Linked DNA regions of Homo sapiens: region 1 is linked to region 2. Evidence: read pairs that join two places in POLR2A ChIA-PET (ENCODE). Cell type or tissue: CD4-positive, alpha-beta T cell. All regions are shown on one strand.

The links. ChIA-PET counts read pairs that join two places held together with the same protein. Peaks named below come from ENCODE experiments on the same cell type or tissue, not always from the same donor. Only the 100,000 strongest peaks of a DNase experiment are listed, where the experiment ranks them.
Region 1: POLR2A ChIA-PET joins it to region 2 with 5 read pairs; 6 of 35 experiments call an interaction of 5 or more read pairs at or near these places.

The regions. Positions count from the first base shown.
Region 1 is chr7:131,416,819-131,421,818 of GRCh38, forward strand. All of the region lies in intron 8 of MKLN1 (muskelin 1), which reads left to right. Among named protein-coding and RNA genes, the nearest start is that of MKLN1, 91 kb to the left of the region's middle. In CD4-positive, alpha-beta T cell, no CTCF peak of the experiment used is centred here; no DNase peak of the experiment used is centred here.
Region 2 is chr7:130,923,594-130,928,593 of GRCh38, forward strand. The region is part of intron 6 of LINC-PINT (long intergenic non-protein coding RNA, p53 induced transcript); the gene reads right to left. Among named protein-coding and RNA genes, the nearest start is that of LINC00513, 13 kb to the left of the region's middle. In CD4-positive, alpha-beta T cell, no CTCF peak of the experiment used is centred here; a DNase peak (open chromatin) is centred at 3,028; H3K27ac peaks cover 2,023 bases.

The DNA.
Region 1 (5,000 bases), 490 kb after region 2:
TAAGAAATAAAAAAATCAGCTGGATGTGGTGGTGTATGCCTGTAGTCTCAGCTACTCGAGAGGCTGAGTCAGAAGGATTGCTTGAGCCCAGGATTGGAGGCTACAGTGAGCCATCATCACACCACTGCACACCTGCCTGGGCAACAAAGCGCAACCCTGTCAAAAAAAAAAAAAAAAAAAAAAAACTCAAAGAGGAAAAATGTTATTTGAGTAACTACTAGATTTACTTTAGAAATTATAAGAAAGCGTAGCGAGAATGACTATTGTAGTCATGGAATTTTACTCCAGATGGGACCTTTAAAAGAGTAATCTCTTTTTGATAGCTTCTAAGGATTTATTATAGGTTAGTGAAGGTGTACAAAGAAAAATCGGCCTATATCCACACTTCAATATTGACACTAGTTTATAGAAAGCTACAGAAGTACTTTAGAAATACACTTTTAAGCAAATATTTCTACCAAAGAAAATCTGGGGAATTATCCTGTTAGTAGATATTTTAGTTAGAGCCATTTTGTACCTATTTGGAGTGCTTTCTTTTTTTCTTTTATTCGTTATGAATTCTGGGTCAAACTTTATTTAGGCCCATGGTTGATGACAAAACTAGATTTTTCAGCCTTTAAAAGAAATCATGGGTGGTCATTTAATATACAGTTGTCTGTTGCTCAAGTTCTCATGCTTTTCAGTATGTTACCATTGCCACATATAGTGTGGAAACAGTACTAACTATACGTGGACATTGAGGTCGAAAGGATTTCACCAGATTCAGGTGGTCCTTGATATCAGTAATAGAGATGGCATATAAAACATTTGGAGGTGGAATTCCTCTTCTGTTTTTTTGTTTTTATTTTTTACGTTCAAAAAATATGTTTCCAAGAAGAGCTATCTGAAACCTTTTGTCGACATTTTGATATCTTAGTACAGAAATAGGGATAGAAGTGATGATTCGTTTTAAATTTATCATTCACTATAGAGGGGAAGACTAGAAGGACACATACCAAAATATTGACGTTAGTTACGTCTGGTGGTACAATTACCAGTGATTTAAAATTTTTTTATTTAAAATGTATTTTTAAAATTTCTACTTAATTATAAGTTGGAGAAAATTTTACTCAACAGCATTCTTTTTAGGAAAAGAACTGTATTTATTTGTGAAGGTGCTTTGGAGTACAAAGTAAAATACTGAGACCTGATTGTAGAAGGAACTATTTTTGTAACACTAAGAGAAATTGTCTCGTTAGCACCAGAGAAATGGAACAAGAAATAGAGATGGCCGGGCACGGTGGCTCACGCCTGTAATCCCAGCATTTTGGGAGACCGAGGTGGGTGGATCACCTGAGGTCAGGAGTTCTAGACCAGCCTGGCCAACATGGTAAAACCCCATCTCTACTAAAAATACAAAAATTAGCCGGGCATGGTGGCAGGTGCCTGTAATCCCAGCTACTCGGGGGGCCGAGGCAGGAGAATCACTTGAACCTGGGAGGCGGAGGTTGCAGTGAGGCGAGATTGCGCCATCGCACTCCAGCCTGGGAGACAAGAGCAAGACTTCGTCTCAAAAAAAAAAAAAAAAAAAAAAAGAGAGATAAATCAGGGGTGTTCAATCTTTTGGCTTCCCTGGGCCACATTGGAAGAAGAATTGTCTTGGACCACACATAAAATACACTAACAATAGCTTATGAGCTTACAAAAAAAATCACAAAAAAAGTCTCTTAATGTTTTAAGTAAGTTTACAAATTTGTCTTGGGCCACATTGAAAGCCATCCTGGGCCTCATGCAGCCCATGGGCCACAGGTTGGACAAGCTTGAGATAAGTGGTAGTAGAGCCAGCAGGATGGCAGAATGCCACATTTCATGACATGACTCTGTCTTTACTCACCAAATTCTTAGAAGTTTTCTCTAGTAAAATTGATTTGGGAGTTGATTTTTATTTACTTATTTTTTGGTAGATACTGGTGAGACAATTAGGTTTGGGGTTCAAACTGAGGTAGGACAGTAGTGAGGCAACTTCTGTGGATTCCAATGTCTGGAAGCAGAAATATGAGGAAACATGCCCTGGAACTCAATAGGAAAAGCTCTGAACTTTCACAAGACTGAAATTATGGTTCAGGTTAAATTAAACAGGTCTCTAGTTGTGACTGGGTAATCCAGGACTCTGATCAAGAGAAAACAAAAGAAATCAGAAAATACTATTCAGAAGTCTAACAACTTTCATGCCTTGGCATTCCCAATCTTTTATTTCAGCTAGCTATTGCTGTCGATTTTTTGTTCTGTTCTCAGTCCTTTGGCTATTTCATGTTTGTTTACATGAAGCTTCATGAATAGATTTTAAGGGAGCCCATGATAGTCTTTAAACGGTGTGCAAAATTTTTGTTTTTGTGTAGTTTTCTGGGAAGATTCATTACATATATATATGTATATATATATATATATATTTTTGTTTTTTTTTTTTTTTTGAGACAGAGTCTCGCTCTGTTGCCCAGGCTGGAGTGCAGTGGCATGATCTCGGCTCACTGCAACCTCTGCCTCCGGGGTTCAAGTGACTCTCCTGCCTCAGCCTCCCGAGTAGCTGGGATTACAGGCGCCCGCCCAGCTAATTTTTGTATTTTTAGTAGGACATTGTTGTGCCATGTTGGCCAGGCTGGTCTTGAACTTCTGACCTCAGGTGATCATCCTGCCTTGGCCTCCCAAAGTGCCAGGATTACATACATGAGCCATCGTGCCTGGCCTCATTACAGATATTCTTAAAGGACTTAATCCCTATCTTAATTGACATTTTATGGTAAGTACTGCTGAACCAGGTATTCAAATAAAGTGTCTTCATACAGGTGATATTCATTATTGAACTGATATTATTACAAAGTAAAACATTGCCACCTTTCTACTACTCTTGGTTTTTTTTCCAGAATTTTTGTTGCTAGATCAGAGGTATGTGAGAAAGAGAGTGGGAAGAGGTGAAGTCAGAGAAAGAGAGTGGGAAGAGGTGAAATCAGAGAAATAGCTGGGGGCACAAACTGTGTTGAGTTTTTTAGGACTTTGTTTAGGACTTTAACCTACATGCAGAGTGAAGTGGGAAGCCATTGTTGGGTTTAAGAAATGCTATGAACTGACCTTGCATTTTAACAAAACAAATTGAGTGAAGGGCAGCGAGTCCTTTAAGGATCCTATTGCTCACCTGAGAAGTGATTATAGCATTGGCTTATACTAGAATGGTAGTAGTAATGTTGAAAATTGGTCACATTTTGGATGTATTTTAAAAGGTATCATATAAATGCTAAATGACGAGTTGATGGGTGCAGTACACCAACATGGCAAATGTATACATGTGTAACAAACCTGCGTGTTGTGCACATGTACCCTAAAACTTAAAGTATAATTAAAAAAAAAAAAGATAGTATGTGGAATGAGCCCATCAGCTGGCTGCTTATGAAAGAGTAGCTATTAGTGAGTATGAGAAGGTGAAAGAGAAAAAGAGAGAGGGGGAGCACATGGTGGCAGGGAGAGAGAGAGAAACTAGAAAAAAAAAGGTATCATATAGAGCTGACAGGATTTTTTGATGAACTGGATGAGAAGTGTGAGAAAAAGAAGCTAAGGATGACTTAAAGTTTTGACCTGAGCAATTAGAAAAATGGTGTAACCATTCTCTAAGATGGGTACAACAAGAGGATCCAATATGGTAATATGGTGGGTTGTTCAGCAACTTGATTTTAGACAAGTTAAGTCTGAGATGCCAATTAGACATCTACATAGGTATGTCAAGTAAGCAGTTGGATATATTAGTTTGAGGTTCAGGAGATAGATCTAACCAAAGTAATAATTCCCTCTACATTTATGTAACACTGTTCAAACCATTATTACTACAATAATTTCCACATTGTTTTAGAGTTGTTCACACAAGTATTGTATATACCATTGCTGTCTCTCCAGCTTCCCAGCCCCCATGGACAAGGGGGGAAGGACAGGGATCTTGCCTTATTTATTTTTATGACTATAGAGGCTAGAATGGAGTAGATGTGCACTAAATATTTGTTGGATTGGATCAAAGTTTTAAAATTCATTTTCCTTTGAGTAGAAAGAAAAATATTTACCTGGAAACTGTATTCAGATACTGCTGTAAACCTTGATAAGTAGATCAGGTTATTATGTCATTTATTATACTAATATTTTCTGTGGTGGATCTGTTTTATTGGTTATATTCGAACATATTTAAATTTTCAGATTCTACTTGTTATGCCATTTAGACTATGCTTCCCAAAGCTGTAATTATCATTACTTCGGGATCTAGGTAGAAAAACTAAATATAGAGCTTTGCATTTGTTAAAGTAAAATTTGTTGCTTTCTGAACTTGGTTTGGGCTCAAGTGCACAATCTGGTGTATCCTTGGGTTTTTCTCTCCAAAATTTCTTCTGTGTTTCTATTATGACTATTAGTAGCATAATTTACTGAGGGCTTTCATATACTCTAAGTATCTATTTAATCATTTAGGTACCATAGCCCTGTTATTGATCAGCAGTTACCTTAATTATCAGGTTGATCTTAATCACTTTCAAAGAGATTGTATTTATCATCAATCTTTGAAAGAACCTTTCTAGTCAGATCTTAATGATATGGCAGCCACATATAATAGGTAGGTGTTAAGTTTGTGGGAAGGAGAGTTGGGTGTCTGACATCCCTGGGATTGAATCCTGGCTCTACCCCTGACTTCTTATTCGATCTTGAATGAATTGTATTGATTAAAATGGTGATAATAAACTAAGTAATTGTGAGAGTTAAATGAAATAATGTATTTTGTATGTGCATATATTATTTATATAACATGCATTTGATATGCCATATATTAATATGCAGCAGTGATTAATTATGCTGAGAGAATTTTATATGACTCAAAGGAATTTTCTTTTGTGTGTTTTTTGCATAATTTGACAAAATTTCACTATGGAAATGTTTTAAAGTAATTAAAAAGTTTGTGAAAAAGTTTAAAACAACTTGAAAAGCAGTGTTGAGGG
Region 2 (5,000 bases):
CAAATATCATTGGGATCTAGATTTAATTCATGTTATAAAGAAAGCACTATATTTAATTTGTTCACAAAAGACCTAGAACCTCGTAGAAATGATGGTGTTGAAGTGAACTTTTAACATTAAAATAAGGTCTTTATTTTACAATTTTTTAAATATGTGATCAATCACAAACATGAACAAACTTTCAATGCTCCAGTGTTCTACTCTGAATGAGAAAAGTTGGAAAGATCATTTTCAGCTTTCAAAAATTTTTGCTTTAATTTTCTCTATTTGGAAATCTTTAAAAATTAGTCAGTTTAAAAGTCCTGGCTGCTTTTAGTCAGAAGGGCCTAAGAAGAGACAAGACTTTTCCCAGGGTATCCAAAGACAGATCCAGAGAATTTAAAGCCTGGACATATTACCTGGACTGAAGGCATTCGTTGCTTGCTTTACTGGTGAGGACTGGGAAGACCTGACTTCCACAGTCCTCTTTCCAAGTGGCAGGAAACAGGACATGCACTATGCCAAGCAGCTTCCAGCACCCATGCAGCACCCTTCCAGCACCTATGCAGCAGTATCCATGCTCTGAAGTGAAGCCTGAACTCGCCACCTCGCCACTGAGGGCTCCCCAGCAGGGCAGGGATGGGACCCTTCCTGGTATCACATGCTCGCTCGCCTCCTGAGTCCTGCATGAACAACAGACTGGATCCCTGTTTTTAGTCTGAGGACACTCATGAGATTTTTCCAAAAATTTTCTTCAGGAGCAGACACTATTGTGAATACCACATAAACAAGCTCTCCCTTTTCCAATTCCTCTTTTGAAAATGGTAGAGAATCAGCATATCTGGCTCTAACTTAACTTGTAAAAAAAATAATAGATTTTTTAAAAAGTTTCAGTTTATCACACTCAACCACAGTTATCTTCCAATGCTACAATGTACACATAAAAAATTAGTTTTCAAAGACTGCCACTTGTGCTTGTTAGGAAAAACTTGTATCTATCCATCCTTTCTATGAAAAAACTCTATAATGCTAAACTTCCAGAGTGACTCTGTACTAGATAGCTTCACAAAACTACAATCTTTGTGCTTACAAAGCTACTTCTACTAGGTAACAACAGAAGCACCGTCATGAACCCTAGTTTCTGAATAGGTACATAGGATTGACACATGCCAGGCTTTAGTTAGACTCTCACGGTGTTTGTCCCTTTACGTCACGGCACATCATACCCTGCAGCTGCCTTTGTGTGCTTATTTGCTGCCAGATTCCTCTGCTAGTGTGTAAGTGCCATGAAGGCAGGATTCATGCCTACGCTGTTCTTGTGTAAGAACTGCTAATGCCAGGGCCGGGTGTGGGGGCTCACACCTGTAATCCCAGCACTTTGGGAGGCCGAGGTGGGCGGATCACCTGAGGTCAGGAGTTTGAGACCAGCCTGGCCAACATCGTGAAACCCCATCTCTACTAAAAATACAAAAATTAGCTAGGTGTGGTGGCGGGCGTCTGTAATCCCAGCTACTCGGGAGGCTGAGGCAGGAGAATGGCTTGAACCCGGGAGGTGGAGGTTGCAGTGAGCCGAGATTGGGCTACTGTACTCCAGCCTGGGCAACAGAGCGAGATTCGGTCTCAAAATAAACAAAAACAAACAAACAAACAAACTGCTAATGCCAGAAAGAGAGGAAGGAGAAGGAAAGGAAGAAAAAAATAAGGTAGAAGGGAGAGGAAAGTGACAGAAACAACAGAGAAGAAAAGGGAAGGGAGGAGGGAAAGAAAAGAGGCAGAAACAGCCACTACACTGGTTTTAGTAAATAGGAGTGACTTTGCAGTTTCATTAGATTTTTCATTCATACAGTTAAAGGTTCCTTGTAGCCATGATCTCATCAAATCTCACAATAACCCTGAGTGACCTTTTAACATTAAACTAAAATGTTTACTTATGGCAGAGATTAGGAATGACTAGTTTCTAGATCTTCCACATTTTATCTGTACATCACTCATGACAGCAGGTAGTTCTGAGACGGACCTCTAAAGTGATCTGTGTGTTCATACAGGTCTGTGTTTCTGTAAGTCAACAGTTTAAGAATTGTGAAAGGCCAGGCGCAGCAGCTCATGCCTGTAAGCCTAGCACTTTGGGAGGCCAAGGCGGATGGATCACTTGAGGCCAGGAGTTCGACCAGCCTGACCAACATGGCGAAAGCTTGTCTCTACAAAAAATACAAAAATTAGCCGGGTGCGGTGACCCACGCCTGTGATCCTGGCTACTCGGAAGGCTGAGGCATGAGAATCACTTGAACCTGGGAGGTGGAGACTGCAGTGAGCCGAGATCGTGCCACTGTACTCCAGCCTGGGTGACAGAGTAAGACCCTGTCTCAAAAAAAAAAAAAAAAAAAAATTGTGATAAATGCCCAGCATTTCCTTCATTTTTATTCACTCAACATGTCTTATAACCACAAAGCCCAGATTTGAACCTTGTATATACTCATGGAAAGGAGAACCAGTTCTCAAGCAACTCTTCTCATTTTTACCAACCACATAAACATGTAGCTTCCGGTAAAACAATACTTCTCATTTTACAAGTTCATTAATCAATAATGAGCAGGCTCAGTGGGGGCACAGGACAACCTGAGCCTGACAGCGAGGAAGGCGGATTTTGTCACGGAGGGAGGGTTCTCATGAAACTCTGGATCTCCCAGCTAGTTGGGGGGCACTAACAAGGGCTGCCCAGAGAGCACGCAAGGTCTCTCCAATCATGCCACAAACCCCGCAATGTCAGGACAAAGGCACCGGTGTTGACAGAGACCTTGGAGTTCATCAGAGAGGTGACATCACCTGCCTAGGTCTCTACTTCCCTGCTCTTTTCCCCAGCAAAACCAACCACACTTTGCATTCCCCATCATTATTAATCCTCCAAACAAGCAACCCGTCCACATAGGAACAAGGAACCTGAGGTGAAGTGAGCCGAACTGGCTTACCCAAGCTCACACAGCGCAGGGCCGTCAGCATTGGGAGGCAGCCCTGGGTCCTATAGGCCTCATGCACGGCCTGCCTTGCTGTCGAGAAAGTCCCAGCCACCGACACAGGCTGCAGGAAACGGCACCAAAGTCACTTGCAGCAGCGCAGAGAAAGTGTGAACAAAGAACCTTTTTTTTTTTTTTTTTTGGGAGATGGAGTCTCACTCTGTTTCCCAGGCTGGAGTACAGTGGGGCACGATCTCAGCTCACTGCAACCTCCATCTCCCAGGTTTAAGTGATTCTCCTGCCTCAGCCTCCCAAGTAGCTGGGATTACAGGCGCCCACCACCACCATACCCAGCAAATTTTTGTATTTTTAGTAGATGGGGTTTTGCCATGTTGGCCAGGCTGGTCTCGAACTCCTGACCTCAGGCGATCTGCCCGACTTGGCCTCCCAAAGTGCTGGGATTATAGGCATGAGCCACCGCGCCTGGCCTTTTATTTCTAAGGGAAATAAAAGTCCCAGCAGAGCATTCTAGTTTTGAAGCATCTCACCTAGGAACACTAACAGACAGCAAATTTAACCTGCTGAGTGCAGCCCTCATTTGGTCCATTTTTCTTGCCACAACTGCCTACTGCCCTTCTGTCAAGGCAGAGGCAGACATAAACCACTACCATCTGTGGCTGCCCTGGGAACTGTGAGAACTCATGGAAATAATGCGTCCCCTTGTGACTTCACATCGTGCACCTCCTGTGACAACCCTCCCCTCTGACAATTACACTCACACCCAGTTCCCACGTGAACACGCTGAGTCCAGCCTTGGAGATGCAGCTTTTGTCTTGCTGAAACCTTCCAGTTAAATTTCTCCATCAATTTTTCAAATAGTATTATTAGCTGAGGGACTAAAATCTGCCTGGCGTTCTTCTGATGACAAAGGTAACCCATCCCTCCCTGTGCTCCCCATCCTCACGTTGTTTCTAATTCAGATTTTCTTCTCCCTTCTCCTGAATACCTGCATCTTCTTCCTGACTGACATGGCTTTAGGAAACACAGCACATTCACAAACATCTGAAGCCAACTGCAAGGCACCCGTCACTCAGCGAGAAAAGCAGAAAGGTGCCAATTCAGATGGCTGAGCTACTTCGCCTGGGTCCCGACCTGTATCACCACAGGGTCACAGAAATGGAACCTTCTCCGTCACACCTCCTGATGGCAGTCAGCTGTGACCCGCTGAATCCAGGACATCATGCATTCCAGTTTCATTTGCGAGAACATTTCCAGGTCCGGCTGAAGCCTAGTGGCTCCAGCAGAGGTCTCAACCCCTTTGGGATGCTCAGTGGGAGACAGAATCAAGGGCCAATGATCCATGACCTAGTCCTAGTGCCCATGTCAGTTTGTCAAAGGCCCTCAGAGCAGATTGTGTTTTCCCTGGCGGGGGCTTGACTTCTTTGCTTTAAAAAGGATTCTTAAGTATTTATTGCAGTAAAATTAACCACCTTCAAATTTCTGCCAGATCCCCTGGAGGTATATAGCTTATTAACACAAAACAAATGTGACACTTGAAAGGCAGGAGACTTGGTTTCTATTCTCTGGCCCACTACTGACTTATTGGGTGGCTTCAGGCAAATAAGTGAAATCAAGAAGACACCATCTTCAACAAGCACAGAGTGGGCACCTGGCAGGTGAGCAGTGCCCTGTGAGGTCTGGGGCTGGGTTCGGTGGTGAAACTAGGTCAGCACACACAGCCCTTTGCTGGGGGCCCACTGCCTGGGGTAGGATTTTTGTAGCTGGGTTCAAGGTGGACATGCTGAAATGTGACCCTAAAATGTTTGTACTCTTGAAGCTGAAGGAGTGGGAAGAAACCTGTCATTTAAAGAAGGACAGTATGGCCAGGTGTGGTGGCTCACACCTGTAATCTCAGCACTTTGGGAGGCCAAGGTGGGAGGATCACTTGAGTCCAGGAGTTTGAGACTAGCCTGGGTAACATAGGGAGACCACATCTCTACAAAACATTTAAAAATTAGCCAGGCATGGTGGGATGTGCCTGTAGTCCCAGCTACTCAGGAAGTTGAGGCA